Linked DNA regions of Mus musculus: region 2 is linked to region 1. The links are chromatin loops, found by intact Hi-C in ENCODE. Cell type or tissue: gastrocnemius. All regions are shown on one strand. Each heading gives the region's core, and the rest is flanking DNA. Links, peaks and the distances in the headings are about the cores only.

Region 1 (15,283 bases), core at 5,808-10,807:
AGCATCAAGTCTGCCTACATGCCACTTTGCTTCCAGCCATGATATAATAACTAAACCTCAGAAAATGTCAGCACGTCCCAACTAAATGCGTTCTTTTACAAGAGGTGCTATGGTCATGGTGTCTCTTCATAACAATAGAACACTAAGACATATATCATGCACACACTGACTTCTGACATTAAAACTATAACACCACCCAAGCTTCCAGATCTTAAAATATGAGAATGTTTTCTAATGAAGACTCAAACAGCTATGTATCCTGAAAACACTCTGGTATCTGCCTGCTTTCTTAAACCCAACCTTCATTTCCTGAATCATGATCAATTGGGAACTTTTGGTAGATGTATTGTAAATTCTTGAGCTCAGAGGACATGGTTATTTCTCTCATCTAACAAACCAACAAATGGCTTTGGATTGTGTTTGGTTTTCCCTTGGAAATAGAGCACATCACACCTCATTCTTGCCACTGCTTTTCTTTCTTTTTTTTTTTTTTAAAAGATTTATTTATTATTATACATAAGTATACTGTAGCTATCTTCAGATGTACCAGAAGAGGGCGTCAGATCTCATTATGGGTGGTTGTGAGCCACCATGTGGTTGCTGGGATCTGAACTCAGGACCTTCGAAAGAGCAGTCAGTGCTCTTACCCACTGAGCCATCTCACCAGCCCCGCCACTGCTTTTCTTAGTCAGTCCTAGTCAAACAAATTTAAATTATCTTGAATTATATCTTTATAACCTTGGACTTGGATTACTAGAGGAAAGTATCAACCCCTCAAGACTAACAGTGGAGTCTCAGAGGGAATGAACTATTATGCCTTCAGATACACACGGGGAGAACAACCTGTGAGATTTCTGTCTTTAGTGCTCGCTCTCCAAGCAGAGCTTAGACTACGCAGTCGCCAGCAGTTTTCTAAGTTGCAGTTCAGATTTAGGGCTTTATTGCAATCTCCTGGTATTCAACACTGACTTCTAAATTCACTTTAAAGTTCTTGCTTCTACTTTTAATGTCTTCTAGCTTTTATTTTCTTATCTCTTGAAAATCCAGGGCTTCAGACTTTGGAACTATTTAAAAGACACTTAAAAGTGTCTTTTATAGTAAGAGGTAACTCAGGACCCTACTCCAGCTCTGGCACCCTGTGTTTATTGGGGGCAAGGGGGACTCACAACAGCCTGGCACAGTCCCAGGGGAACCCAACCCTCCTCCATCGCATGCACATACCCCTATGGAAGACACGCCCACACACACAATTACATACATCAATAAAAACATCCTCTAGAGACAGTATATAAAACTGCTAAGTTAATATAAGTAAGTTTTTATATCAACAAACTATAATGGAACTTCGTTTACACCTCTTACAGGGCACAGTTAACCATGGTGAGCACTAAAAGTTTGCTCCAGACCAGAAAAGGCCAGTTTCTTATGCTTTGCTAAGAGTTTACCTAAAATTATATTGAGAAAAGGTTTCCAATTTCATTTTTAAGGTACTTTAGTACATATTTGTAGTAGAAGCAGTGAGCTTTATGACTTTTTTTTTCTGTATATCATGAACTTTTAACTGAATTTAGTTAGGTATTACCCTTTATTGTCCTTGGTTCCCTTCTTCCCTTCTAAAGCTACATCCTGCATGGCTGAATCACATGTCTCTCTGTATCTACATTTCTTCACTCAGCTGTTGATGGGCACCCAAGCTGACCTGACGTGGTACTTGATTATTGTGAATATTTATGACAAATGTGGAAAGAGGTTTCTCTATGATATGTAGACATAGAGTGGCAAGATCATATGGTAGCTTTACTTGTAGTTTCTAAGACTCCATACACTGACGTCCAGTGTGGCTGTACTATTTTACATCCCCACCAGGAGTATACAGCTGTCCTCACTGCAGTGAAAAACAATAACTACTCTGACAGGGGAGAGGCAGAATCTGTATTATTTTGATTCCCATATCCTTGGTTGCTAAAGATGGTGAACATTTTCATCTATCTATTCACCAACAGTACTCGTGGTTTTTATAAAAATTCATTATTATTGTGCATGTGTGTGGGTGAAGGGGGAGGGAAAATAGACTCCAGAGGTCAGAGGATAACATAAAGTTATTTAAGATTTATTTATTTATTACGTGTAAATGCACTGTAGCTGTCTTCAGACACTCCAAAAGAGGGCATTAGATCTCATTACGGATGCTTGTGAGCCACCATGTAGTTGCTGGGATTTGAACTCAGGACCTTCGGAAGAGCAGTCAGTGCTCTTAACCACTGAGCCATCTCTCCAGCCCATGACGCTGTTTTTTTAATGTGGGTTAGGGGGATGATGTTAGGTGTCCAAGCTTATGTGGCCAGGGCCTTTACCCACTGAGTCATCTGGATGGTCCTACTTTATCTTTTGAAATGTGTATTCATTTTATTGCCTGTTTATTGACTAGATTTGGACGGAGTTTTTTTTTTTGGAGAGGGTAATTTTTTAAATTATTTGTATATTCTAAATATTCATTCCCACTCAATGTTTTTCTCGCACAAAGTTAAACTTACATCTGTAGGAGAGAATATATATTATAAACATATAATAAACATAATATATAAATATACATATATTTTCAAGGGAAAAATGCCCATAAAATTTAGAAAAACAGTAAATGTATATATAAACCATTTAAAATAAAAAGTCCTTACCTATAGTGGTCTGTTAGGGAGACCCCCATCTTAAAAAAACAAAACAAAACCAGCCCACCCCCATCTTAAAAAAAAACAAAACAAAAACCAAAACCATCCCCTGCCTTTTAATCCCAGCACCCAGGAGGCAGAGGCAGGGAGATCTCTGTATGTTCAAGTCTGGTTTGTATCAACAGTGCTACACAGAAAAACCCTGTCTCAAAAAAACAGAAAACACATTGATTTGGGGAAGGAAAGATGGCTCAGTAGTTAAGAGCAAAGTCTGCTCTTCCAGAGGACCTGGGTTCAATTCCCAGCAACCACACAATAGAGGACACAGAATGTTAATTATGCAGGTGTGTCTCTCCAATGGAGGAGATAAAATCAAATACCTGCATTCCACCCAGAAAGCTGAGAAGTGGGGGTTGTTAAAGACCTGGTGACCTTCCTGTTATACTGTACTCAGTAGGGACAGACCTCACCCTAGCTCCCTACTGTGATTAGGCTCTTTCCTCCCTTAACATTCACCCATCCCTCGTGGATGTCACATGTACTTTAAGGCCTGCTAACATCTATGCTGTCAGAGACCACACTAGATTCTAGGACTTTTAGCTGTAGAACCCACCCCCAAGGTCACATATACTTTGTGAAAGAGTTTCTACGTAGCCATACCTTAACCTTTACTGTGTGCCTGGAACTGAAATGAGTATGGGAATTATTGCTACCTGGAGACCCTCTTCCAAATTCTGTTTGATATGCCTACAATAAAACCACCTGGTGTTAGGTTTCCCCGATCCAAGATAACCAAGTCAGTTTGTACCAAATGTTCACTCTCATCTCTTTGTGCAGCTTGCTTCCCAATCTAACACCTACCTGCAGGAACCCCCTCACACAGACATATGTGTGCAGGCAAAATAGCAATGTCCATAAAATACAAATAAATTAAAAAATTGTGTGTGTGTGTGTGTAAAGGCCGGCTTACCAGGCACGTGGCAATCAGAGAATGACTTCAGGAATCAATTCTCTTGAACCACCCACCATCTGGGTTCCAAGGATTAAAGTTAGGTTGTCAGACTTGGCAGCAAAAACACCCTTATCCACTGAGCCATGTGGATGGACCCAAAACCCAGAAGTTTAAAAAATGTCACATTGTTTTGTTAAAAGGTAATTATAAGCAAAAGTTTAGAATATCTTTAAAACTAAAAATTAAGATGTGTTGGCATTTGCTAGGGACCAGTTAACAGATCACACTCAGTTCTTTTTTAGTAACTGATGTCAGAAGTGGCTTTGGTTATAGTTTACTGAAATATAAAGAGTAACATTTCTTAAAGTCCTTTATTTGGATCAACAAATAAGTCAAGAACAGCCTACAATACTCACTATTATACATTCAAAGTAAAGAACAAGGATAAACAAAGCTCACTTGATTAACTGTGTGACAGATTAGAATAGTCAACTTAAACAAACAGAAACCCCTTTAAAACAGTAGTTTTAAAATAGTTTAGACCTAAGGGTATCCCATATGCCCTGAGAGAAGTCTGAAGTCTAGAGCTTCCAGCACATACCTTGAGGCTGTTCACACATTTGAAAGAATATTTGCATTTCTTTGACTTCCATTTTCCCTTTCCCCAGCTTTTCCTTCCTGGTGCATTTGGCGTATTTGTGGGCGTGTCCGGGCGTTCTGTGTTTGTGCCACTCTCAATACTGACAGCATCGTCCTGTGAGCAGTAAATAAATTAGGAGCTTCATCAAACAGATGTACACAGTATTTAAAAGCAAGGGACTTCACTATTAAAAAGATGGCTGAGATTGCTCCGCGAGTAAGAGCACTGATTGTTCTTCTGAAGGTCCTGAGTTCAAATCCCAAAACTACATCGTGGCTCACAACCATCCTTAATGAGATGACACCCTCTTCTGGTGTGTCTGAAGACAGCTACAGTGTACTTATTTATAATAAATAAATCTTTGGACCGGATTGAGCAGAGATTGAGCAATCAGGGTTGACTGGAGGGAGCAGAGGTCCTACAAAAAAATTCAATTCCCAACAACATATGAAGGCTCACAACCACCTGTACAGCTACAGTGTACTCATATACATAAAATAAATAAATCTTTAAAAAGATGACTTAATTAAAAGTGTGCAAAAAGTGAGACTTGTACTCCTGGCTGCAGGTGGGGACATAAAATCCAGTTATACATTAGAATACTAGTGGAAAACTTAGACTGCAGAGAAGTGGAAGATATAGGCAAATCTGGGCTTTAAATAAGACACTGGTCTACACCAGGGACACCAATACAAAGCCTCACTCACTCCTACACAGCTCTGTAGGAATGCCACTTGTCCACAAGAAAATGCTGGGGAAACTAACTGCTCTCCTGCTGGTAAACAGTTGCTAAGATTCAATATTTCACTAACATAATTCAATAAATCTGACTGACCTACTACACATCTTCATAATTTATTTGACTGCTACTCAGGTTGGCCATTTGGGGCGAGAGTGTTATTACTTCCTATATTAGGTGTAGTTTTGAAAAGCATCTGTTATGCAAAGACTACTTATTTATAACATAAACCATTTAGCATTTTAAATAAGCTCTCCGTGGTCTACACTATATGTAAATGCAATTCACCTCATAGTCTGAATCCTACCATGAAATGTATTTCTACTCTGTGCAGAGATCTGAACTCTGTACACTATAATAATCTGCCCAAACAGATATAGCTGCAGGAAATACTGAGAAGTCTTCTGACTTCTTATCTTCAGTTCAGAACCCATACTTAAGTCTTCTTTGGAATACAAAAATTTCCAAGTATCACCCTGATACTTCCATATATCACTAGGTAGTAGTAGTCCCTAAATCCATTCCAGACGAACCATTTTGTCTGAGTGTATCCAACAGTCGTTAGAGTGAAGCCCACGGCTTTTGTGGTCTAAGTTACTGCTCCCTAAAGTTGGTTTTGTATTACATTACAAAAGGTACAAAATAAATAGAAGTGTCAAAAGGTATTTAAAAACCACTAATTCATTTAAAAACATTAGTTCTTAAGATTTTTCAAACTTCACATTGGTCTAAAATAAATGTCTTTTTAAAAAACCAACCAAGAACCAAGGAATGAAGTACTTGACATAAAGCAGGTGACCTACAAGTGATTGAATTGCAATTTGATGTAAATGTACAATTAGCTTTTAGTGGAAGTTTTAATTGTTACAATCTAAACTGGCCTCTTAAATTGAAATCATTTTCATCCAGGCATCTGATTCCCAGGAGGCAAAGGCAGACCTTAGCCAGCACGGGAAGTACAAGATCCCGATTTAAAAAAAAGGAAAACCACAGATTATCTGTTTCTCCTCACCTGTCGATTGTTCTTCTATGCAAAAAGTTCCGATTTTGGATTTTCCAGTTAAAAATCCCATCTCATATTACAATTGGTGCAGGTGGTAAAAATCAGCCCTATCACCTCCCTCAATGGTTCCATTACTCCTTCTAGATGGGAAACCAGGTGTTGTGCCTCGAACCTTTGCTACAACACTTAGTGGGCAGGACATGCTGATCTCTGGATTCCAGGCCAACAAAGAGTACAAAGTGAGATCCTGTTGCAAAACTTAAAAAATAAAATACAACACCCCCCCCCCAACACACACACACACACACACACACACACACACACCCTTTGGTGAGGAAAGAACCTGTCCCTCCAATGATGTCAGGCATGTGCTTTACAAATGAGCTTTTATGCCTCTGTCCCTTTAAGAAAATTAAATATATTTTAAAGTTTTATACTTGGTCTGGTTTGTAATCTTATGTGCTTCATCTATACATCCACAGTATTCTGCAGGATATGGTGGTGCATAAATGTCTTCTAGGTACTGAGAGGGTTAAAGCACGGAAGGTAACAGGTGTGAGGGCAGCATGGGGAGAGTCTATGTTGAACAGGGAGATTCTAACTCAAACAAACAAACAAAAAATCCCTTTTTCTGAGAGGACCCCAAAGGGTTCAATAATGTGTCAAAAACACACATACCAAAACGTTAAGTCTTGTCCCTCTTTGAAGGGACCGAAGCAAAAGCTAACTCAATCATTCAACTATGGATAAATTTAGAAAGCATCAAAAAATGTACCTTAGGAGTTTGGAAAGATAAAATGAGCTTTCACTTAAATTTTTTCCCTGACAATTTCCTCATTATAAATTTGACATTTTCATTAAAGTCTAAGTAATCATTATACGAAAGGCCAAAGCCTCTACGCTACCCTATCAGAATATAAGTATCTAATTATTAGAACACGTGTCTAGTACTCTTTACAACGCTTGCATAGTATTTTTTTTTTTTTTTTTTTTTTTTTTTTTTTTTTACGGGGCGGCATTTCTCTAAGCACCGACTTCCCTTAATCTTCACACTTGGCTCAAGTACAGAATTTACCACGGTGGCCTGAAATCTTCCAATCCCTTTACATTAAGCAAAAACTTTCAAACTGTTCCCTCCTTTGCCTTAATCAAAGGTGGCTCCCCCTCTACGATCTTCTCGATTCTACTCCTTCCACAAAAAAGTCGACACGAAGGCACACCGCACTTCCATGGAAAGGGGCATACATAACCGCACGGTCACGTAAACCCAAGCCAGAGATCTATACTTTCCATCCTGAAGATCCCGTAGTGCTCTACAGTGACACAGCCCCTCGGATCCTTACGAGGACCCTTCGTACCAACTTTCCTGGGGAAAACTGAACCTCTTACCTCGAGCATGCCTTTTAAACCAGTAAGTACAATCTCAGATTCGCAATCAGCGTCAAGCCCCCAAAGGCACAAACTCCGTCTCCCACGCAGGGACGATCTGAGCGGACCTCGCAGACCCTTTGGGACCTTTAATCCGCTCCTCGACAACTTTCTGCTTGCTATCTGCCGCAGTCCCAGCTCGAAAGCCCCAGCCAAACCGGACTTCCCCGCACGCCTGCGTTCTCCTGAGCGCGGGTGACACCTTTCCCTCCCCCCACGGCCGCCCGCCCGCCGGCCCCGACCGCAGTTACCAAAGAACCTGAAACTTCTACTCCACAGTCCCGGGACAGGCGGGGCTGCACTCACATTTTCGTCTCCCGAGAGGTCCGGGTTGCTGTTCTCGTCGCTGCTCAACTTCTGCTTCTTGGCCGCGGGCATGTCTGTTCCCGCCGGCGCAGTCGACACTTCCCTCTCGGACATGTTCCTCCGCCTCCCTCCAGGTTCTTGCCGCCTCGGGCGGGGCCTCCGCCACACCGCCGTCAAGCACGCCCGGCCCGAGCCTGCCGCAAAGCTGCCGGCGCCGCCACCGCCGCCGCCCCCCCCACTGTCGCAAATCGCGCCCAGCCGCCGAGGCGGGCGTGCGTGCGACCCCGCCACACTGCTGAAAAAGGGGCGCGCACGCGCGCGCCCTCCCGCACGGCTTCCCGGCTGCTTCCCGTCCCTTGGTCCGGGCGGGCGGTTTTCCCGCCGCCCTCTCGACACTTTGCACCGAGGCGTCGGATCTGCTGGCTCAGAGGGCAGGGGTTTCCTACGTCCCCCTTCCCCACCAGCGCCTAGAGACGAGGCGGAACTCAAAGGGCTGCTCCCTCACCCCCTTCCTGGCCAAGACGTTTCATCCGCAATTGGCTCAATCCTTCGATCTCCGACCCGCTGCAAACGAACGAAAGTCTGTGGCCTGGATCGGCCCACCACTGCTCCCGAGGGAGGGGGGAGGAAAGAGAAGTCACCTCTTGTTTTAGGGGGTCTGTGTCTACGGTCCCTGATGCGGAGCTCGGGAGAACAACTTCGAGTTAGTGTTTACGGAACTTCTCACAGCCTAGATTCTTTTTTTGAAGGGAGAGATTCAAAATCTATAGGCTGTTCCCTGCTCGCCTCCCCCATCGGGCACATGGACGGGTCCCACCTGCAGGTGCGCATGCGCTGAGGCGTATTCTCGCGCTGGGTTACGGAGACGACAGGCCGCCTCCTGGCCCCTCCTCCCCTCGGTTCTGTCTGCTGAACCAGGTAGTCTTTCCACCGGTTTCTGAAGCTTCGGGGAGGATTTCAAAACGGTACCAAATCAGTGCCTACGGACACGCCTCCGTTCTGGGCAGATATTTTATCTAATAAATACTTATTACAATGATTGGTTATATTCAACCGGTTGGTGCCACTATTGGCTTAAGTAAGCCTGTATTTTAAATTACATATTTAGACTTAAGTAAAAATACCTTGTGATGCATGATACATTCTAGTAATCCAACATCGGAAGGGCAACAACGGAAGTACTGCCTGCTCGCCTCAATCTTTAGATCATCCTGGTCGACATAGCAAGTTCCGAGCCAATCAAGGCTATTTACTAAAAACCTGTTTGAAAAAAAATTTTTTTAATTGTATGGATCGGACAGAGTATGGGGGCATGCCTTTTATTCCAGCACTAGGGTGTCAGAGGCAGGTCGATTGCAGTGTGTTAGAGCTACACACTGGTTTGGTCTACACGAGGAGTTCCAGGACAGCCTGGGCTTCGTTATAGACCCTCTTTCCAAAAATAAATAAATAAAAATTACATGGTTCTGAATTGTCATAATTCATAGTCTTAAGTGTTCGTTTTAGCTGTTGAAAGCTGAGGCTCTAGGAAACTGACAAGACCTATAAGTCACTGTGAGCAACTGCATGAGTTTGTGAGACTTAGGTAAAAGGCAATTTTTTAATATAGGGAAAGGTAACTAAATTTGCCCGTATCATTAAAAACTCTTTAATTTTTCATTTTTAGATTAAAAAAAATGTGTGTATGAGTGTGTGTATGTCTGTGCCCCACATGTCTGTACTGGTACACAAAGTCAGAGGATGTTGGATCCCTGGGACTGGAGTCACTAACGTTTGCGAGCCAGCCTGTAGCCAGTCTGTAGCCAGCCTGTAGCCAGCCTGTAGCCAGCCTTAACCACTGAGCCAGCTCACTTGTCCCCTCAGGTACAATCTTGACAGACAAATAATAAATTTGTGAGCCTTGTGGATTTGGTGGGTGTATTGTTAAGCCATGGGAATGTCTGAATGAAGAACTTCCTCTCCTCAATTATAGGACAGAATTGTTTCTATATTGTCATTTGTCATTTGTGAAATGAAGAGGTAGAAATTATAGGACAGAATTGTTTCTATATTGTCATTTGTCATTTGTGAAATGAAGAGGTAGAAACAGACAAGACATTTGCTGGGCACCCACTTAATAATAAAAAGTATTTTCCTTTCGCCCTCCAGTGTCTTAGTCTTTCAGAGGAAGTTTATGTAAGCTAAATGAGACAATTTAGGTGAAAAAGTTTAAATGTTTATCTTTTCTGGAAAAGTTGCTGGGAGATAAAACTTTGAAATTTGAAACAAAGGTTTACTTTGCTTTACAATTATTAATTTTATGATTAAGATTTTAAATCAACTTTTTATTGATTCTTTGTGAATTTTACACCATGCACTCCAGTCCCATTCATCTTTGTATCTGCCCTCCACCCTTGCAACCTCCTCCCCAAAAGAAAATAAGATAGAATAAAAAAAAAAACCCAAAACACCTCTCATCGTGGAAGCTGTAGTGTGTCACAGGGTGTCACACAGTATACCCTTGTCCACACATCTTGCAGGTGTCCGTTGCAATGAGAAGTCTTCTGGCTTCTGCTACACTATCAATACTGGATGCTCCTCTCTGATATCCTGTTGTTGCCTTGGAGATCCTCAGCTTTGGATCTGTAGGACCAGCCCTTTCATGCATTCCAGCCAATCATAGTTGGGCTAGACATTGGGGTGGGCCAATTCAAAGTCCTGGATCTGGGCCTGGGAGGTAGCTGAGTTGATCAGCCCACCAGCTCACCTGTGCCCACATCACCAGGGTGAACTCTATGAATAAGATTTTATCAGAAATCTCCTCCTATGCAGTAAGAAAAAAAGAAGAAGAAGAAGAAGAAGAAGAAGAAGAAGAAGAAGAAGAAGAAGAAGAAGGAAAACACATTTTTGTCCACGGTGACTTTGAGATGGAAGGTGTTCCTTTCAACTGTATCAAAACCAGCACAATCCCTGTTTGAAGATGCTAGGACTAAAAGGGCCCAGAAAGTTGAGTCCAGAGGTCACATTCACTGAAGGTCCGTTACACAATTTATCTAATTTAATCTTTCATTTTTTATACTATCATTTCACTTATAGATAAGAAAGCTGAAGCTAAGACATCAAGCTGCTTTAGCGTGTGGAATGGCAAGGCCTGAATCCACACAGCTTAATTCTGGGGCCTGCCCCTTTCTCAGTACCATATGGCTCCCCACTAAGCTACCAATATGTTCATCTTCTCTTCTCATCCACTCCTCCCTGGCTGGAGATCTTACCCAGAGTCTCTTACACACACCAGGCAGGTGCTGCATCACAGAGCCATATGCCCATCATGGCTGGCTGTCTTTCGGCTTCTCTGTCTTTCTGGTAATAAGCATGTATTAGATAAGAGAAAAAGTTGTCTTAACTTCAAAAGCACTTATAATAATTTGCTTTAGATAGCCAAGTTCTCTTTTATTCACTGAAAAATAAAACCACCTCTATGCCTAATGTTGATTTTAAGAAGTTAAATACATTGCTTTTTTGAGAGAAAGTCCTTTCTGGTCTATGTGTGCTTAATTTCTTGAAGACTACAATTACTACTAAATTAAACAAAGGTCTTTATCTTAGGACCTAGAATATTTCAAATAAATGCCAGGTTCTAAAAAAAGTGTTTAGGACTTGATGTTGGATGTGCAAGAATTTTGATATTATTGTTTTAAGCCTTTGATCTTTCCTGGAGGTGAACTGTGCGTTCAAGGCCAGTCTGGTCTATAGAGTGAGTTCTATACAGAGAAACTCTAAAAACTAAAATATTAAAAAAAAAAAAGACTTTGAATCTTTACACTACTGCAAAGTTTGTTAATCGGCCATGAGAAGACCACTGTTCCCTAACAGTCAGCAGCTAACAGGTGGCGACCGCCGTTAGCTGGAACTTTACACTGGCCCAACCAGTGCACACCTGGGATTCCATTTCTTTGTAAAGCTTGGTTCTCCTTTTTCCACCTGAGTCCATGTCGTTCTATTATGTCTGATTTGTCCTACTGGATCAGATACTGCTGTCTTTGTTGGAGTAGGCAGGCACCAGGGAAGTTTTTGGAGTGAAAGGGTAATTACATAGATTAAATTACATAGATTTTGCAAAACAATCTGAGGTCCCTCAAGCCATGACTCCCCTCTTCTCCAGTAGTGGTTTACTGTTTCTCTAAGGCAGAGAAGAACCTTGTACATTTGTACAAGTTTCCTGAGTTTCCTGAGTCTCCTCCCTCCTCCCTCCCCACTCCCTCCCCCCTCTTCCTCCCTCCTCCTCCCTCCTACCCCCTCCTCCTCCCTCCTACCCCCTCCTCCTCCCTCCTCCTCCCTCTTCCCTCTCCCTCCCCCCTCCTCTATTGTGTCAGGCCAGCAGACCACAACCTGGGTTCTAGCCTGGAAAGGCATTTTGGAAACCTGGAAGAGAAGAGGGGCTAGGGAGGAGAGACTACACTCTATCCAGGGACTGTTTCAAAGTGTGAGTGAGAAATACAGTGTGCTCCTCCAAATGCACAAATTAAAAGTGCAAGAGAGAGCATGCTGGGTAAAATGCTCCAAAGTTCATGAACTTGAGGGTCCACACTAAATGACAACACGACTGACCACATCAGGGAAAATAGTAGAGGTAAGGTTTCTTCCCCTCATTTATCCGTATCTTATGCCAAACAACAGAGATGTATATTAGTGTCCCCATAGAAGAAGACTAGCATTTATACATGGACATATGTACTATGTATTTATGTATACAGACACATAAGACATGTATGAATTATATGTGTATTCACACGTATGCATACATAGTTTTTAAAGAATTGAATCATACAATTATGGAAACTGAAAAATCCAAAATCTGCAGTTACTGCTGAAAGGCTCTCTGCTGACACAATGTAGTCTTTGTTGCTTTGTTTTTCCCTTTGATTTTGTTTTGTTTTGTTTTCGTTTTTGGTCAACTGAGATATCTTAGACTGAGAATCTCAGTTGAGAAAATGCCCCCACCAGAATGGCCTATAGGCATGCCAGTAGGGCATTTTTAAAATTAACGAATGATGTGGGAAGGCCCAGCCTGTTGTGGGTGGTGCTATCCCTGGGCAGATGGCCCTGGGGTGTATAACCAAGCAAGCTGAGCAAGTTAGTAAGAAACTTTCTTTCACAGACCTTGCTTGGGTTCAACCTTGGCATCCCCTAATGACGGACTGTAACATTTAAACTAATTAACCCTTTCCTCCTCATGGTGCTTTTAGTCATAGGTTAGTATTCTAGCAATAGAAAATAACTAGGGCACTCCCCAAGTCTTAAACTATCCGTACAGCTATGAAAAGGAGGGCTTATATCTTCCTTACTCTATTGCTTTGTTTCTTCTCTTGTCTCTAGGGACGATTTCATACTTTGGATAGTCTCCTATTAAGTCTTTGACTTAAAACTGGCTGAAATTTGGTTTTATCCGGTGATCTAAGGGATCGCAAAGAGGACAGGTGAGGCTTTTCAGTTCTTGTTCAGATTAGACAAATTGCAAAAAAAAATATTCACTGTGATTTTACTAAAAGTGAGGGTCAGGCATGCTGTTGTACCTTTTAAGTACCAGGACTCTGGAGACAGAATCCAGCAGATCTCTGTGAGCTTGAAACCAGCTTAGTCCATATGTCAAGTTCCAGGATACCTAAGGCTGCATAAAGAGACTATATCAAAAAACAAAAACAAAAAACTGTTTGAGAATAAAGATTAGAACAAATACATGGGACATCAGTTAACTTCCGTGAGCTAAGATAACCCCCGCCCTGTTGTTCTTATCTCCTCAGCCTTCATAGAGGATGCGCCATTCGAGCTCTACCACACAGGAGGCACGGTGGTGGCCTCACCTCTACACAACAGTGTTCCCACCTCCTGAAAAGCCTTCCTCTTCCATCGTAGAATGTTTACATTTTCTCTTTATTGTGAAGACTTTCATCATCTTTTCAATCAGAACAAGTATGCCTGTCTTAGTTACTTTTCTCTTGCTGTGATAGAACACCATGACTGAGGCAATTTACAAAAGGAAGTTTTGATTTACCTGTGGCTTCAAAGTTAGAGACCATGATGGCAGAGCAAAGGAAGAGCTGAAAGCTCATGCCTTGATGTAAAACTACATGACAGAGAGAAAACACTGGAAACAGAGTGAGTCTTTTGAAAACTCAGAGCCCACTCTCAGTGACACACCTAATCTTTCCCTAATCCTTCTGCTAACTGGGGAACCAACCATACATTTAATTATGTGAACCTACAGTAGCCATTCTTTATTTTTTTAAAAAAAGATTTATTTATTACATGTAAGTACACTGCAGTGGTCTTCAGACACTCCAGAAGAGTTCATCAGATCTCATTACAGATGGTTGTGAGCCACCATGTGGTTCCTGGGATTTGAACTCAGGACCTCTGGAAGAGCAGTCAGTGTTCGTAACCACTGAGCCATCTCTCCAGCCCTACAGTAGCCATTCTTATTCAAACCAACCACAATGCCCTTTCTTGATCTAAGACTTATTTTTTCTTTTTTGTGTAATTTATCTTAGTAGCAATAGTTTCTCTGTGTTCCTACTTCCAGTGTGCAAAAATGTGCTAAGTATTTAATATGTAATAGTGCTTTAGTCATCCCTGAAACATTATAAATAGACATTGTTATACTTTTGTTGACAGATGAAGAAATTGTGACACACAGCGATTAAGTAATGCATCTAAGGGCACACCAACTACCAGTTTTGAAGTAAGGGTTCTAAGGTATGTTTGGCTACTTAGTCTGAGTCTTTTTTCTTTTTAAAAGATTTATCTATTTGTTTTATATATATGAATGAGTACACTGTAGCTGTCATCAGACACACTAGAAAAGGGCATCAGATCCCATTACAGATAGTTATGAGCCACCATGGTTGCTGGGAATTGAACTCAGGACCTCTGGAAGAGCAGTTAGTGCTCTTAACCGCTGAGCATCTCTCCAGCCCTAAGTCTGAGTTCTTTTTTTTTTTTTTTTTTTTTTTTTTTTTTGAGACAGGGTTTCTCTGTGCAGCCCTGGCTGTCCTGGAACTCACTCTGTAGACCAGGATGGCCTCGAACTCAGAAATCTGCCTGCCTCTGCCTCCCGAGTGCTGGGATTAAAGGTGTGCGCCACCACGCCCAACGTTCTTTGGTCGTTCTTAAAATAGAATTTGTTTGGAAAGACAAGAGTAAGGAGTATATTTTGGATAATTTGTTAATTAGAAGAATAGCACAGAGAAAGAAATGCTCCCATAATTCCACTGTCTGGAGATAGCCGTAATTGATGTTTCTATCTAGTCTTTCTATATGTTCACAGAGACATGGATACATGCATAGTTGAAAACATTGATAACATGGGGTTTTTGGTGTGTTTATTTATTTATTTATTTTCGGTTTTTTTTGGTGGGGGGGGTTTCGAGACAGGGTTTCTCTGTATAGCCCTGGCTGTCCTGGAACTCACTCTGTAGACCAGGCTGGCCTCGAACTCAGAAATCTGCCTGCCTCTGTCTTCCGAGTGCTGGGATTAAAGGCGTGTGCCACCATGCCCGGCGTGTGTGTTTAT
Region 2 (15,283 bases), core at 4,293-9,292, 420 kb after region 1:
AAGTCATTAATTTTTTTTCTTTAACTCCTTCATTAATCTGCATTATAATTGACATCTATGATGTTGGTGTGTAATCGCATGATCCTGGAATATGCTGGCATGAACTAACTACTCTTCCACAGCCCTGGAGCCATTGTGCAGCTCCATAAGCCCTGCATTCCCCAAGTAAAATTGTTATGGATGATGAACCTTATAAGACAACTTTCCACAAGCTTTAACTATAAATGCAATTGAATTCCTCACTGCTGTTTTCCCTCCTTGTTCTGAGTAGATGTTCCTTGGGATGTATTTAAAATTAGTATCCTATGCTTTTTAAGTTTTAAAGCCATATGTTGAAAGTTAGTGAATGAATAATTTAAAAGACTTCAGCAACAAATGGATGAATACAACAACACTATAGGTTACATAAGTGGGGCTTTACACTTAAAAATATAAAATGGAATTGAAACTCGTCAGATTAGCTCTTATTATTCCTAGTTTAATGGTATCTTTGGCAAAAGATTTTGATTTTTAAGAAAGCTAAAGCTAAAATATTAAGAATGAAAAGACTTAAGCATGGTATTTTATACTTTGGATTTCATAGATGTTTTATGATATATATAATATATATCATATGCACATATATATATATATATATATATATATATATATATATATATATATATATATATATACCTTCTCTAGGGAATGTAAATATATTGAAAGAGCTACAAGAAAGCTCACAGTGGCGCTGTTTTCCATAGGTCCTGGGGGTCACACAGTGGTAAAAGATCACTTTGCCATCCTCTTAGCACACTGCTCTCTTAGGTGAAGTTCACTGCAGACCACCACTCCATCCAGAATCCCCAGCAATTAGCCCCTAGCATCCATTGCCTTTGGGAAATGTCACAGACCAGTGTGTAATAAGATACCATCCTCGCCTGGACATAGATTCTGACGTTGACTCATTCCAAACTTAAAATATTCTGACCTTGACTCATTCCAAATATAAACACTGCATATGTGATGTGATGTCTTGTAGAGCGATGACAGAGAAACAGACACAGCATCAGAGAGCAGCTACCAGCTCAGGAGATACAAGAAGAGCCCCAGCTCATTAACCAATCTTAGCAGCTCCTCTGGCATGACGTCCTTGTCCTCTGTATGTAAACAAAGGCTCCATCTTAATCTCTCTCTGCTGCTCTAAACTTTGCTCTTCTATGCCCTTGCTCACTGGAAAGTAGCCTTTTGTCTTAGCTCTAAAATGTCGTTTTTCTTTAATTTCTAATTACCTTCCAGCTAGCTATATATTCCAATTCTCATAGAATGAAGGGTTTAATGTACATTATAATTTAAAAAAAAGTTTTTGATGTGCTTTAAAAATGGCAACAATATGAACCATTCTTTTTTTTTTTTTTTTTTAACAAACAAGAGTAGCTATTACAGAACCTGCTTATCTCGGACATGACTTTATATACAACTTGTCGACACACAGTTGTACCTGTCTTTAGATCAAGTCTTGTGAGGAATGGGATGGCATTCCATTGCCTTCTGGGAGGATCCAGAACAAGCTTTTAAATGGAAAGCTCCCAAAGTAAAGTGAATGTGATTATACGGAACTTCTCCCATAAATTAAGGCAGCTCATGTGGTGTCCATATAGAAATACACATGTGAAATGCCATTGGCATGCATTTCTTTAAATAGTTTTCTACTATCCATACACATTCATACAGCTCACTAGGTATACTAGACAAATGGCGCCATGCTTAAATTCTTACTAGCCTTGTATTTCTGAAGCCCTTTTAAAAAATCTATTTAAATTGATTTCCACCTCCCTGATAATCTATGTATGCCTTGGGAAGGCTCTAAGTTCCCTTCATCAATCATAGATAGTCTACCCTTCCTGAACTCTGAAAGCGCAAGGCTCAGCAAGCATTTCTCTAGATTCAGAGGATAAGGAACAGGGTAAAATTCCTTTGTAGTGTCATGGAATTTTAAGCGATGTGTCACTGTGATTTGTGCCTGGAGTTTCTCGCATCCTTTTTCCTTTGGCATTTTAAACACTAAGCATGGCTAACAGAGAATGCCACCTAGTGTAAAACCACCGTTTTGAGATGAACTCGCACCTAAATAACTTTGTGTTGCACTATTATCTGTCACTTAGCAACAGTTAAAGCCCAGGCATCTGTATCATGTCAGATCACCTGTGTTGGTATTGCCTTCTGCCATATCAAATTAGCTGGTTTTACATGCAAGCTGGAAGCATAATGCCAAGCAGAGACTGTGTGCGAGCCACTTGCACTGGGGTGTCAGGAATGCGACATAAACACTGCCTATTTCTGATGCACCCAGGCGAGTGGCAGTGTGATGAGCGTTTACAGTGGAGACTTTGGCAACCTAGAAGTGAAAGGAAGCGTGCAGTTTGCACTCGACTACGTGGAGTCCCTGAAAGAGCTGCATGTGTTTGTGGCCCAGTGTAAGGATTTAGCAGCAGCAGATGTTAAGAAACAGCGCTCAGATCCGTAAGTACAGACCTGGGAAGACTCGCCCATTTTTTTTCTTAGTCTTCAGTCAATCTGGTAGGGATTCAAGAAATCAAAGCCATCAATGACAGGGTCTGTGTGTGCTTGTGTTTACAGGGGTCTTTGAAAAGTTGGTTACTTTTTATAAACCCATATGCCAAACATTCGATTATAAAAAAGATACAGAGAAGCGCTAAATACTTCAGTTTGGGGACTTTGGAGGCATTGCTTGAGACAAAGATTAGAGACAAGTACACCATAAAGATGGATTCAGAGGCAGCAAAATCCAGAATAAAATCAGACCCCTGCTCCTCCTGGCAGACTTTCAAACTTTTTCTAAAATTAGAGACCTAAGGGACAGACTTCATAATGTTCATTGTTGTGAAAACACTTAAGACTTAATAATAAAGTAGTTCCCATATTTAAATTATGCCCTACACAGCCAAGTGTAGTGACACACATCTGTAACCCCAGCTGGAGGATGGTAAGTTAGAAGTAAGCTTCTGGTGTCTCAAAACAAATGAATAATAAATTCAGTTAAGTCTGGCATGGGAACGTTAGGAAGAGCTGCTAATTCATCTTTTAAATCACGTGAGTGAGTACATTTCAGTTTGTTTGAAGGTTGGCCTTTGAAGAAGTCTGATTTGTGACCGTTTCTCTGGGTTATTCCCGGTTGGCTTTTGTTCTTATTTGATTTCAAAGAGCAATGCACTGTTTTATTACAGAGTAGAGTAGACAATCATATCCATTCTAAATATAACCCCCTAAAAGTTAAAAGGTGCTTATATACATCAAATGCTGAAACATTCCCTTTTTATATTTTTAGACATGTAATTTTACTTTTAATTTATGAGTGCTTTGCTTGCATTGTATGTGTCTGAACCAAATGAGAGCCTGGTGCCAACAGAAATCAGGAGAAAAAACAGAGCCACTATAACTCAAGTTGAACATGGTTGTGAGCTGCATGTTGGTACTGGGAACCAGCCCAGATCCTCTGAGACAGTGAAAGCACTCTGAACCACTGAGCCATTTCTCCAACCCCATTTCTTCTTTCTAAAAATAATTTTTATTTATCCTTTGACAATTTCATACATGTGTATATATAGTACATTTCGATCTTATTCTCTCCTCCCCCATCCCTGTCTCTTGTCCCTTTTTCATTCCTATGGAACCTTTCTTTATCCCAATGAGTTATCTTCCCAATCACAAGTATTTCTATAAAAACAAAACAAAACAAAACAAAACAAAACAAAACAAAACACGAGCTTAATTAGGGTTGCTCATGAGATTTTAAATATGGCTTGGTTATTGCATCATGGGTAGTTGAATATTGGTAATTTTATCATGGCTGCACCCTTGAAGAAAAATAACTCCTCCTTCCCCATCAACCATTAATTGCCAATAGCTCCTCAACTAGGGGTAGGGCCTCATGTTTCCTTCCCATACGCCTCCTGGAATGTTGATGTTTTCCATCTTGTATAGGTACCCACAGCTGCCGTGAGCTCATGAGGGTTATCCCGTGTCATGTCCAGAAAAGTGCTTAGCAGCACTCTTCTTCATCCTCCATCTCTTATATTCTTTCTGCCCCTCTTCCTCCAGTGTTGCCTGAACTTGGGGGTTAAGGAGATTGATAGAGGTGACCCATTTAGGGATAGACACGCAAAGGTCTTGTTCTCAGCATTTTGACCAGTTATGAATCTCTGCACTAAAAAACGTCCCACTGCGAAAGGAAGCTCCTCTGACCAAGGCTAAGGGAAGCACTGATGTATGGCTATAAACACAAACATTTAGAAGGCAGTTTGATAATATGTTCATTTAGCAAAATAACAGTGGTAGGTACCCCCAGGAATACCACCATAAAATTTTGAGCAAGTTTACCCAGGTATGAGTTATGACCTATGAAACAGACCTCAACTCCAATCAGAAAGTGGTTGGTTACCCTATGACATCTATGTTACTGCTGCATTAGTGAGCTTGTCTGGCTTGTCAGTATTATAGCATGCAGGGTACACGGGTAAGCTCGCTGATTACTTTTCTCTCCTGGTAGCTTATATGGAGCACCTTGCAATACTGTGAAAGCTAGCCAGTGAAGTAAATTTCCAGGTCAGTTTCAGCTTTGTTCCTCTCTGCCCTGCCACCAACGTGGGTGGTGTATTTAGGCAGTTAGGTCTTAGTACATAGCTCTAGTGGCCAACCAAGACCAATGTCAGCAGCCCATGTTATTCAGAGGTGCAGCTCTGAGACCCCTCTGACCAACAATTTAGATAATCCACATCTGGCAGTAAGATTTTTTTTTTCACTTAATAACTTGTGGCTTCTAGGGGGTGGCTTCATTAAATCATTCATTCTACTAAGATCTCTTAATCCACTTAAACATTTAAAAATATAAAGGTGTGGACAGAAACATTTCTTTTTTACTGTTTTTATTGACACCACAGGATAATTTCTGCTCCTAATTTTCTATGTGTTATAAAAGGTAGATGTGAACATATCACTTTTGTCTTCTCTGACTTTCACATCTCTCCATGTTTCTCTTTTAGGTATGTAAAGACCTATCTGCTACCAGACAAAGGCAAAATGGGCAAGAAGAAGACACTCGTAGTGAAGAAGACCTTGAATCCTGTATACAACGAGATATTGCGGGTATTTCTAAATTCTGTCCACAGACAAAGCTTTGTGATGACCTGGGGAAATAGTCACGTCTGCTTGGATGGTGTCAGTACTGAAAATGTCAGCACCCCAGCCTCAACCGCCATTTTCTTTTTTCCAGTCACAGTGTGTTCCTTTCTAAAATTCAGCAGAAGTTCTTCTTCTTCACATTCTCACATTTTCTGTTCCTTCAGGCTGGAATGGTCTTCTTCCTAATCCTTTCTTAACTGTACCTTAAGCTACTCTTAAATACTTCTACCACAGCAACCATAATTCCTCTAATGACAACTGACTCCCTAGTCTTATGATGGCCTGTGTCAACATTTAGTCCGTTAACCTTGACAGTAAGGGTTAACTTCCATAAGGGTAAGGACGAATTCTATGGTTCGTATAGACTGTATAACACTCTGGCGCCTCAGATCTCAGAAATGAGGCAAATGGTAATTTCCATATATACCCCTTTTACAAACCGCAGACTAGACATTAATGAGTTAATGCCCCACATTAGACATTTAACACATACTGACCCACAGCGCAGTGTTTAGTGTAGGGAGCAGCACAGGAATGTTTATTGGAAAGATGGACAGGTGGGCTGTAAGCGGAAAGTTGCCTTGCTCACATACGTTCTTTGTCTCCCAACATGGGATGTCATGTGACATCTGTTACTATTGACAAATCAGTTAAATAAGAGGTGTTGTTCATTCTCTGTTTTGGAAAACTACAAGTATTTGATAATCCTCCAGGACAAAGGGAAGAAGCAGTTAAGTGATGGTGCCAGTCGTCCGTGGCTGAGGTAGCCATCTGTGGATTCATGCAGCAAGTTTGTAATTACCGTTTGACTGTGACATATCCCAGGACCCTAGCTATTTCTGGGTCAGCTGCTTCAACCCTATACTCAGAAAAAGCCAGCTAATTTAAATAGTAAATTCAGGGAATGGTAGGTCCGATATAGCCAAAATGGACCTTCAAGTAATATGTCACAAAGCCAAATGGAGATTATTTTTAGATTGGAAGTACTATTATTCCTTCCATGATTATATATAATCAAGGAGTGACTTAGTTTGAGATGAGAAACTGTTAGGACACCAAATCTTTTCTACCTAACCATGTGAAGCTGGAAAAATCAAATTTACTTTATTATTATTATTATTATTATTATTATTATTATTATTATTATTGTTGTTGTTGTTGTTGTTGTTGTTATTATTTTTGATCTGATAATGTGAGAGGTCTGTTTTCAGGGCAGAGGGTATATGGGGGCTGTACCTCATGTTTAAGTTTCTGTGAACCCAAAGCTGTTTTAAATAATGAAGTCTAGCTGGGCCTGGTAGTGCACACCTATAATCTGAGAACATGGAGAGGGGGTAAGGGAAATGTGGTGTTATCCTCAGCTCCATAGCAAGTTTGTGCAGGGGGCCTTAAATGAGACCTTCTCTCAAAAATAAAATAAAATAAAATAAAATAAAATAAAATAAAATAAAATAAAATAAAGAAAAGAAACAGAAACAGAAAAAAAAAAAAAAAAAAGACCTTGTCCTTAGGTGAAAAAAACAGAACTAGAATGATTTGAATTGTATTTTTAGATGGAACCTGATTGGTGGTGGTATATGCCTTTAATCCCAGCACTTGGGAGGCAGAGGCAGGCAGATTTCTGAGTTCGAGGCCAGCCTGGTCTACAGAGTGAGTTCCAGGACAGCCAGGATTACACAGAGAAATCCTGTCTCAAAAAACAAAAAAACAAACAAAAACAAAAAAACAAAAACAAACAAACAAACAAACAAAAAGCTCTATCTCATGTAAAAGCATCCAACAACGGTTGAATAGCTGACGTTTGTTTTTAGAAAGCTCTTTCCAGCTATGATATTTGAGCCACGGTTTGCCTTTTCCAGCAGAGGGGAAAGCATCCGAGTTCGTGAAAGATTGGGCTTTAGCTCTCTGAAATTAGACCCATGGAGTAAGATGCCTTGGCCAGGCCAGCCTTTTGAGACCGGAAACCAAACAGATGAGGCACTTTGGGTCCACACAGATGAGCTTTCATCTCGGTGTCATAACTTTGGCATAAGGTGGCGCTAGTCATCGTTTTCATTTTCTTCTCTTCACTGCAGTATAAAATTGAAAGGCAATTCTTAAAGACGCAGAAGTTGAACCTGTCCGTTTGGCATCGGGATACATTTAAGCGCAACAGCTTTCTGGGGGAGGTGGAGCTCGACCTGGAAACGTGGGATTGGGACAGCAAACAGAACAAACAGCTGAAGTGGTACCCACTGAAGAGGAAGGTGGGTTCAGATTCCCTTCTTTGTGTGGGGGAGCGATCTGGTGTACAGGGAAGAGCCCGGTAGCACTTACTTTGCAGTGCCGGTGTGGAAAGTGGGACCATTTGAAGCTAAGATAGAACTTACGTTGTGCATTTGGTAAAGAAAGAGGTTTAAAAATTATGTGAAGAACCTTACATCATTCCATGCAAATGTCTGACTTCAGTCTTCAAGAAGGTCATTTAAATGTTCCAATCCTTTGAAATCTGAGATAGACTTTGAGCCTAGCATATGGTGAGATTGTCCCTTGAGAAGACTGTGCCTTGTTTTGTTTAGTTACAGGGTCTTGTTACATAGCCCATGCTTATTTGAAACTTGCCCATTAGCCTAAGGTAGCCTCAGACTCATGGTCTTCACAGTTTAGCCCCCAATTGCTATCATTATGGGCTTACTCCTCAGGGGACGGCCGGGCCGCTTGGGAGGTGGAACTCGTGGAGTTTGACTGTGCTTGCTGGGCTTCAGGGATGCTCTGAGACACCGCTCAGGGGTGGGGAAGCAAAGTCTGAGATGTGGGAAAGCTACAGCTGGCTTGGGGGTCCCTGGGCCTGTGATAAAGCTGGGGCCAAGACGGGGGTTCTCTGGCTCTTGGACATCCAGGCACTGCTGGGAGTCTCAGAAGAGCCAAGATCAGAGTCGGGGTCCCACAGGCTGGGAACAGTGTCTAGCCCGGGGCTAACGGAAGGGGAAGCTCTGACTTGTCCCGGGGTGATTGTCCTTAGCTTGGCAGAGTTAATCTGGAAATATAGATGGGCCTTCGGTGGGAGAGTTGTGCTGCAGGTCCGTGGACAAAGGCTGTCCCCAGGTTCCTCATGGCAGGTCTTGATGAAAGCGACAGTCTTTGTTTAACCATATCAATTTATTAGCTGCTCATGGTGGAAAATGGATGCATAACTATACCGTACCCATTTCTCAGGGTGGACCTGAGGTTAAATACCTTTTGCAGGGAGGAATGTCTAGGAAGGAAAGCTTATTGGCTAAGACCTCTGGGACTCTAGGTAGCTCAGTAGCATGGAGAACTCTGTTCTGGGCCTGTGTGACTTCAGGTCACATTTCCTTGTGTGAGGAGTGTGGCACATGTTCCAGGCCAGGGATCTGGCAGGGCCACCTGAGTCTCAGGTGTGTGCCCACCGAGTCTCTGGGTCTCAACCTGCTCTGCCTTACCAAGCTTCCTGGCATGGTTTTACTGCCCAACGGCAACATTTTTTCTTAGTTATAAAAATAATTATGTAGCTTGGATGCAGAGGGAAAACTAAATTTAGAGCAAACAAGTGATCCATAGTCTCAGAAATGGGACAGATATGGCCCTGTGACTCAGTGTTCACTAACAGGATAGAAAAACATCTGTTCTTTACAGCTGCTAACATTCCTTTGGTTTTTTGTTTTTGTTTGTTTGTTTTTGTTTGTTTGTTTGTTTGTTTGTTTTCAGACAGCACCAGTTGCCCTCGAGACAGAAAACAGAGGTGAAATGAAACTAGCTCTCCAGTATGTTCCGGAACCAAGCCCTGGTATGCAATGACTTTGTCTTCACATCCAAACCCTCTGCTTACCTCTTGCTCTCCAGATAACTTGGGTTCTGTTCTGTTTTCAAAAATGGATCGCTGAGCACACATATTAAGTTAATAATTATATAGACCAAAGGAATCAACTCAAAGTTGTAAACGAGAAAAATCTCATTATTTCTCTTACGGTACGAAATACATAACCCTTATCGTCTTCACCATTTAGCTCAGTGACAGGAGCTTGCTGTGGAGCAGATTGCCACAGCTTTGCCATCGCCCCGTTAAACAGCATTATACCCTTTAAACAGCAGCTCCCCTTTGCCATCTTCCAGAGTGTAGGAAATACCAATTTATTTCCCACTTCTATGAGGAAATTCTTTGTTCTGTCTTTTCCAGCCCTGTACAAAGTCCTTGTTTTGATTTCTCCTTGGTTCCTGAAAATCTTGGTGTTTGTACCATGCGAACAGGCTTTGCTGTAGTGAGCGTCCAGGCCTATTGACAGAGCTGTGATAGGGGAGAAACTCAAGGATTCCTTTCCCAAATGTGAGCTCAAAGGGTTCATAGAAAGTGCCTAGGAAATTGGAGCACATTGATCTTCTCTTCTTAGTCTCATTAGGAGATAAAGCCTTCTGTCTTGATTACCGATTACAGCCTGGGCACTGGGGCCTTAGGTCTTCAGCCGGTTCAACAAGTTCAAAAAACTGGCAGGAAATGAATGCCAGATCCTGCCAACAACTAATTTCCCAGGTAGATTGTCCTTAAAGCTGTAGAAATGTAGTTAAGTCTGGAGCTGTGTAATTCATGTGTTCAATAACTAAGCCATACATAAAGCTGCTGAGGAAAGGAACAATGGCTGGTGCAGGCACAGGCTGAGATAGAAAAGGATGTGCTACACTTAAAGAAGAAAGGAGGAAGAGGAGGAAGAAGATGAAAAGAAAGAAGAAAAGAAAAAGAAGGACATTTTACACTTAAAAGAAAAAAGAAGAGGAGGAAGAAGAAGAGAAGAGGAGGAAGAAGATGAAAAGAAGAAGACACGGAGGAGAAGAAGAAGGAAAAAGAAGAGGAGGAAGAGGAAGGGCAAAATATATTTTTAAGTTACATTGAGGCCCAACCATTAGTCTATAACTGCTGGGTCTTTTTTGCATATGACTTTGTAACCTGTCGCTTGAGGTCAATCTCTACAGAAGGGCCATTTCTAATTTTCCTCACTGACTTGGTGGTGAGGGCTGAGGGAATTACGTGTTGCAATGTTCTTCCCCTTGTCTGCATTTTACTCTGTAGGTCTTCTCTCTACGTTTTCCTCCCCTTCCTCGACCTACCTAAGTCTCAGGCAGAGTCTCAGCTCCACACCGCCTGTCCTGACTCAGCTAGTTCTCATTAAGGACAACATTGTAAAGCATTGCAATAATAGCTTGACATTTCATACCACATTTCATTTTTGTCCTTTTATTTGCATTAATTTTGTTTAAATTGATTTCTCCTGCTAAGCCACATAAATTTCCAAGGGGTATAAATTATTTATCATATTTATTGTATGTATATGTATGTGTGTATCTGCACGCACACACACACACACACACACACACACACGAGTACTTCATAGATGTAGCTGTAGAATAATGAGTATGGTTTAGTTGACTAGACTAAACCACCCAGAAAAATCTAATAGTGTTCCTCTGTTTATATGCAAGCAGTCTAGCAGCAACTTCAGACTAAGCCAACTTCTTAGTAATTATCTATGATACTAACAATTATATTTATATATTCAATAACCTTATTATATATGTAAGAATATTTAACATGTTGGAGAAGGGGCTATTGAAAAAAAAGCCAGCATCCAGTTTTGGTTACTTTACACTCAAATCTGCCTTTAAAATGTCTTCCAGTTTACCAGTTCACACTGGCAATGGTATTTGAAGGGGTTGTGCATTGTCTTGGTACGTTTTGAATATAGTTGTAAACAGATGATCCATACCCCTGATGTCTTACATTGCTGAACCAAGTGAAACCCCAGAAAGACTAATGCCCTGTTCTTGGAAGCATTATGAATGTTGCCACTGTCCAGCATTGTTTTTCTCATTTTTATTAGTTCTTTGAATTTTATGCAGTGCATTCAGATTATATTTGCCTCCCTCCCAACTCCACCAGAGTTACCTTTACTCACCAAGACAATTTTGTGTCCTCCCCTATCCCCAACCTCACCTATAGCAGACCAGAGGCGCATCCTTAAAAAAAAAGCAACCCTCTCTCTCAGAGCACCTAGCTGTTGGTAATCGCTCCTAATTTTTTTTCACTTGTCTTTTTTTTTTTTTAGGTATTTTCCTCGTTTACATTTCCAATGCTATACCAAAAGTCCCCCATACCCACCCCCCCAACCCCCTACCCACCCACTCCCCCTTTTTGGCCCTGGCGTTCCCCTGTACTGGGGCATATAAAGTTTGCAAGTCCAAAGGGCCTCTCTTTCCAGTGATGGCTGACTAGGCCATCTTTTGATACATATGCAGCTAGAGACAAGAGCTCCGGGGTACTGGTTAGTTCATATTGTTGTTCCACATATAGGGTTGCAGTTCCCTTTAGCTCCTTGGGTACTTTCTCTAGCTCTTCCATTGGGGGCCCTGTGACCCACCCAATAGCTGACTATGAGCATCCACTTCTGTTTTTGTTAGGCCCCGGCATAGTCTCACAAGAGACAGCTATATCTGGGTCCTTACAGCAAAATCTTGCTAGTGTATGCAATGGTGTCAGCATTTGGAAGCTGATTATGGGATAGATCCCTGGATATGGCAATCACTAGATGGTTCATCCTTTCGTCACAGCTCCAAATTTTGTCTCTGTAACTCACTCCTTCCATGGGTGTTTTGTTCCCATTCCTAGGAAGGGGCAAAGTGTCCACACTTTGGTCTTCGTTCTTTTTGAGTTTCATGCGTTTAGCAAATTGTACCTTATATCTTGTGTATCCTAAGTTTCTGGGCTAATATCCACTTATCAGTGAGTACATATTGTGTGAGTTCCTTTGTGATTGGGTTACCTCACTCAGGATGATGCCCTCCAGGTCCATCTATTTGCCTAGGAATTTCATAAATTCATTCTTTTTAATAGCTGAGTAGTATTCCATTGTGTAGATGTACCACATTTTCTGTATCCATTCCTCTGTTGAGGGGCATCTGGGTTCTTTCCATCTTCTGGCTATTATAAATAAGGCTGCTATGAACATAGTGGAGCATGTGTCCTTCTTACCAGTTGGGACATCTTCTGGATATATGCCCAGGAGAGGTATTGCGGGATCCTCCAGTAGTACTATGTCCAATTTTCTGAGGAACCGCCAGACTGATTTCCAGAGTGGTTGTACAAGCTTGCAATCCCACCAGCAATGGAGGAGTGTTCCTCTTTCTCCACATCCTCGCCAGCATCTGCTGTCACCTGAATTTTTGATCTTAGCCATTCTGACTGGTGTGAGGTGGAATCTCAGGGTTGTTTTGATTTGCATTTCCCTGATGATTAAGGATGTTGAACATTTTTTCAGGTGCTTCTCTGCCATTCGGTATTCCTCAGGTGAGAATTCTTTGTTCAGCTCTGAATCCCATTTTTTTAATGGGGTTATTCGATTTTCTGGAGCCCACCTTCTTGAGTTCTTTGCTAGCTGACGTCAGGACCTTCAGACTAAGAAGCACACAGCTGAATGTCCATCAGCTGAACCAGCTTAATGCCATTGAGCCTTAGCTTGTTTCCTTGTACTATCCCATATGCAAGGTTACATCTTTCCAAAAAGAAATGACAGCACATTTTGCTTTCCTTGTTTAACTACAGGCAAAAAGCTTCCTACAACTGGAGAAGTCCACATCTGGGTGAAGGAATGCCTTGACCTCCCACTGTTGAGGGGCAGCCACCTAAATTCTTTTGTTAAATGGTAAGAACATTCATGACTCCACTTTCCTTAGCTCTCCTGTAGCCTTGTCTTTGCTGGCTGGTGTCAATTCTCTGTGTCAGTGATGTCAACACCCATCACTTACAGATTATTAGACACATCAAACTATAAGCATCTATGGCATCAGCTCCTAAAGTTTTATTTGGTTTTAAAATCAAACCTAAGAGATTGTGTCTACAAATGAAGCTAGATATTTGAAACTCACACATAAAGTCTTCTGGGATACCTCTGTTGCTGAGGACAATTCTTACTACAAAATAGCTGTATTACTTTGGGTTTCTGTTGCTGTAACAAAACACCATGACCAAAAATCAAGTTGGAGAGAAAAGGTTTGTTTGCCTTACACATTCCCATCACTGTTCATCACAGAAAGTCAGGACAGGAACTCAAGTAGGGCAGGAATCTAGAGTCAGGAGCTGATGCAGAAGCCACAGAGCGGTGCTGCTTACTGACTTGCTCCCCATGGCTTGCTCAGTCTACTTTCTTATACAACCCAGGACCACAGACCTCTGATGGCCCCATCTACAATGGGCAGGGCCCTCTCTCATCAATCACTAACTAAGAAAACGACTTACAGCTGGATCTTATGGAGCTAGTTTCTCAATTAAGGGTCCCTCCTTTCAGATGACTCTAGTTTGTGTCAAGTTGACATAAGACTAGCCAGCACAATAGCCTAACAAAATGTTATTGCTGGATGTCTTTCTGTTTGGCTTCTTAGGGAACAAGGGAGGATTTCTCCTGTTTCCTATGTTCTGCTTGCCAGGGTTTTGTTTTGGTTCTCTCTGTCTCTGTCTCTCTGTCTCTCTGTCTCTCTGTCTCTGTCTCTCTCTCTCTCTCTGTGTCTCTCTCTCTCTCTCTCTCTCTCTCTCTCTCTCTCTCTCTCTCTGGTGTGTGTGTGTGTGTGTGTGTGTGTGTGTGTTGTTCTCAGGAATGGAATCCACTTTTTTGAGACTGTGTCTCCCACTGGCCTGGCTCTTACCAATTAGGCCATTCTGCATGGCTACAGAGACTCAGGAATTGTTCTGTTTTTATTTAATTCCCAGCACTGGGATTAAACGTTCATACTACCCTGCTCAGCTTTTGGTATAGATTCTGGTGCTAGAACTCAGGTCCTCATGCTCTGTCAAAGCATTCCACTAACAGCTATCTCACTTCAATCTTCCTACCTCAGCCAGATGGATGCTGGAATTGTAGATGTGAGCCACACACTTGGCTTTTGTGCTCTCTTCTTCCATTGCCTGTCTGATAGCTGTGCTGAGGGGCACTGACAGCATACATGTTCCCTTTCTTAACTAAGATGCCGTCACATCACTTTCTCTTTTTATAGTACCATCCTTCCAGATACCAGTAGAAAAAGTCGCCAGAAGACAAGAGCTGTAGGGAAAACCACCAACCCCGTCTTCAACCATACCATGGTGTATGATGGGTTCAGGCCTGAAGATCTGATGGAAGCCTGTGTAGAACTCACAGTCTGGGACCATTATAAACTAACCAACCAGTTTCTGGGAGGTCTCCGGATCGGCTTTGGAACAGGTAACTTTTGTTACAGGTTTAATTCTCTATGAGCCTAACTCTCCAGAAAATGCTAAAGTTGTAATTGTAATAAAACCATTGAGTGAAAGGTCATCAGGGGTCCAAGGGTTCTTGGATAAGAGGGTCTGAAGAGTCCAGAGTCCGTCCTTTCAGAACCTAAGGTACTGTTGGCAGGTTCCAAAATCAGAGCTTGAGAGTTCTGACTTTGTGATCAAATATCCTTACCTGGTGAGTATTATGTAGCATATCCAAGCCAATGAACATGCATTTCTTTGATTGTACTAATTGAGAAAGTTAAACAATGACATCAGGTATGCCCAAGAAGACAGGTGATGCCGACATTTAAGGAGATAGGTGAATAAATAAGTCTGCTCTGACCAATCACAGAGACTATCATTTCATCAGTGGGTTAGCTGTTTTATTTCCTCTATGACTTTTGTTTCACGGTTCCAGAAGGCAGTTAGTAATTGTACAAAAAACCCAATACTCCAAAACAAAACAGTAATAACAACAATGATAATAAACAGTTCATTTCTAAGGCAAATTATGAGATTGAGTCTTTCAGGCAAAACTCCCTAAGGCATCATCTAGAGTCTCCTCCTCCTCAGTATTTAATCCTCCCGATTCCTCTAAGCCCTGAAAAACTTATGATCCAGTTCCCACATTCACGTTCAGGTGAAGAGCAATTATGTAGGAGCCATGTGGATTAATACAAGCGACCTGCGTAGTAAACTAGTTCTTCCTTACACCCAGGTGTGCTCTCCAGGTGTGCGCACACTCCTCGTTGTCTTCCCTGCCCCAAGTGGGAAATGTAAATGAAAATGTAAAACTCTTTTTCAGGAAAAAGCTACGGGACTGAAGTG

The links. A loop is a pair of places that touch in the nucleus more often than their neighbours do. Peaks named below come from ENCODE experiments on the same cell type or tissue, not always from the same donor. Only the 100,000 strongest peaks of a DNase experiment are listed, where the experiment ranks them.
Region 2: it touches region 1 in a loop (2.5-fold over the local background); 9 of 42 quality-filtered maps call a loop at or near these places.

What each region holds. Positions count from the first base shown.
Region 1 is chr7:89,972,678-89,987,960 of GRCm38, forward strand. It overlaps Eed (embryonic ectoderm development), which reads right to left and starts at 8,299. Exons shown (of 12, transcript NM_021876.3): 1 at 7,735-8,299; 2 at 4,220-4,372. The coding sequence starts at 7,848. RefSeq lists a promoter at 8,135-9,897, an enhancer at 8,558-8,594 and cis regulatory regions at 8,566-8,573, 8,769-8,776. In gastrocnemius, for the core only: a CTCF peak has its summit at 8,692; DNase peaks (open chromatin) are centred at 7,281, 7,967, 8,319 and 8,570; H3K4me3 peaks cover 2,962 bases; H3K27ac peaks cover 2,815 bases.
Region 2 is chr7:90,394,142-90,409,424 of GRCm38, forward strand. Sytl2 (synaptotagmin-like 2) reads left to right here. Exons shown (of 20, transcript NM_001368878.1): 13 at 1,022-1,141; 14 at 2,333-2,502; 15 at 5,043-5,145; 16 at 7,257-7,427; 17 at 8,890-8,968; 18 at 12,770-12,869; 19 at 14,215-14,420; 20 at 15,261-15,283. Among named protein-coding and RNA genes, the nearest start is that of Ccdc89, 25 kb to the right of the region's middle. In gastrocnemius, for the core only: a CTCF peak has its summit at 7,218 (motif pointing right); no DNase peak of the experiment used is centred there; H3K4me3 peaks cover 661 bases.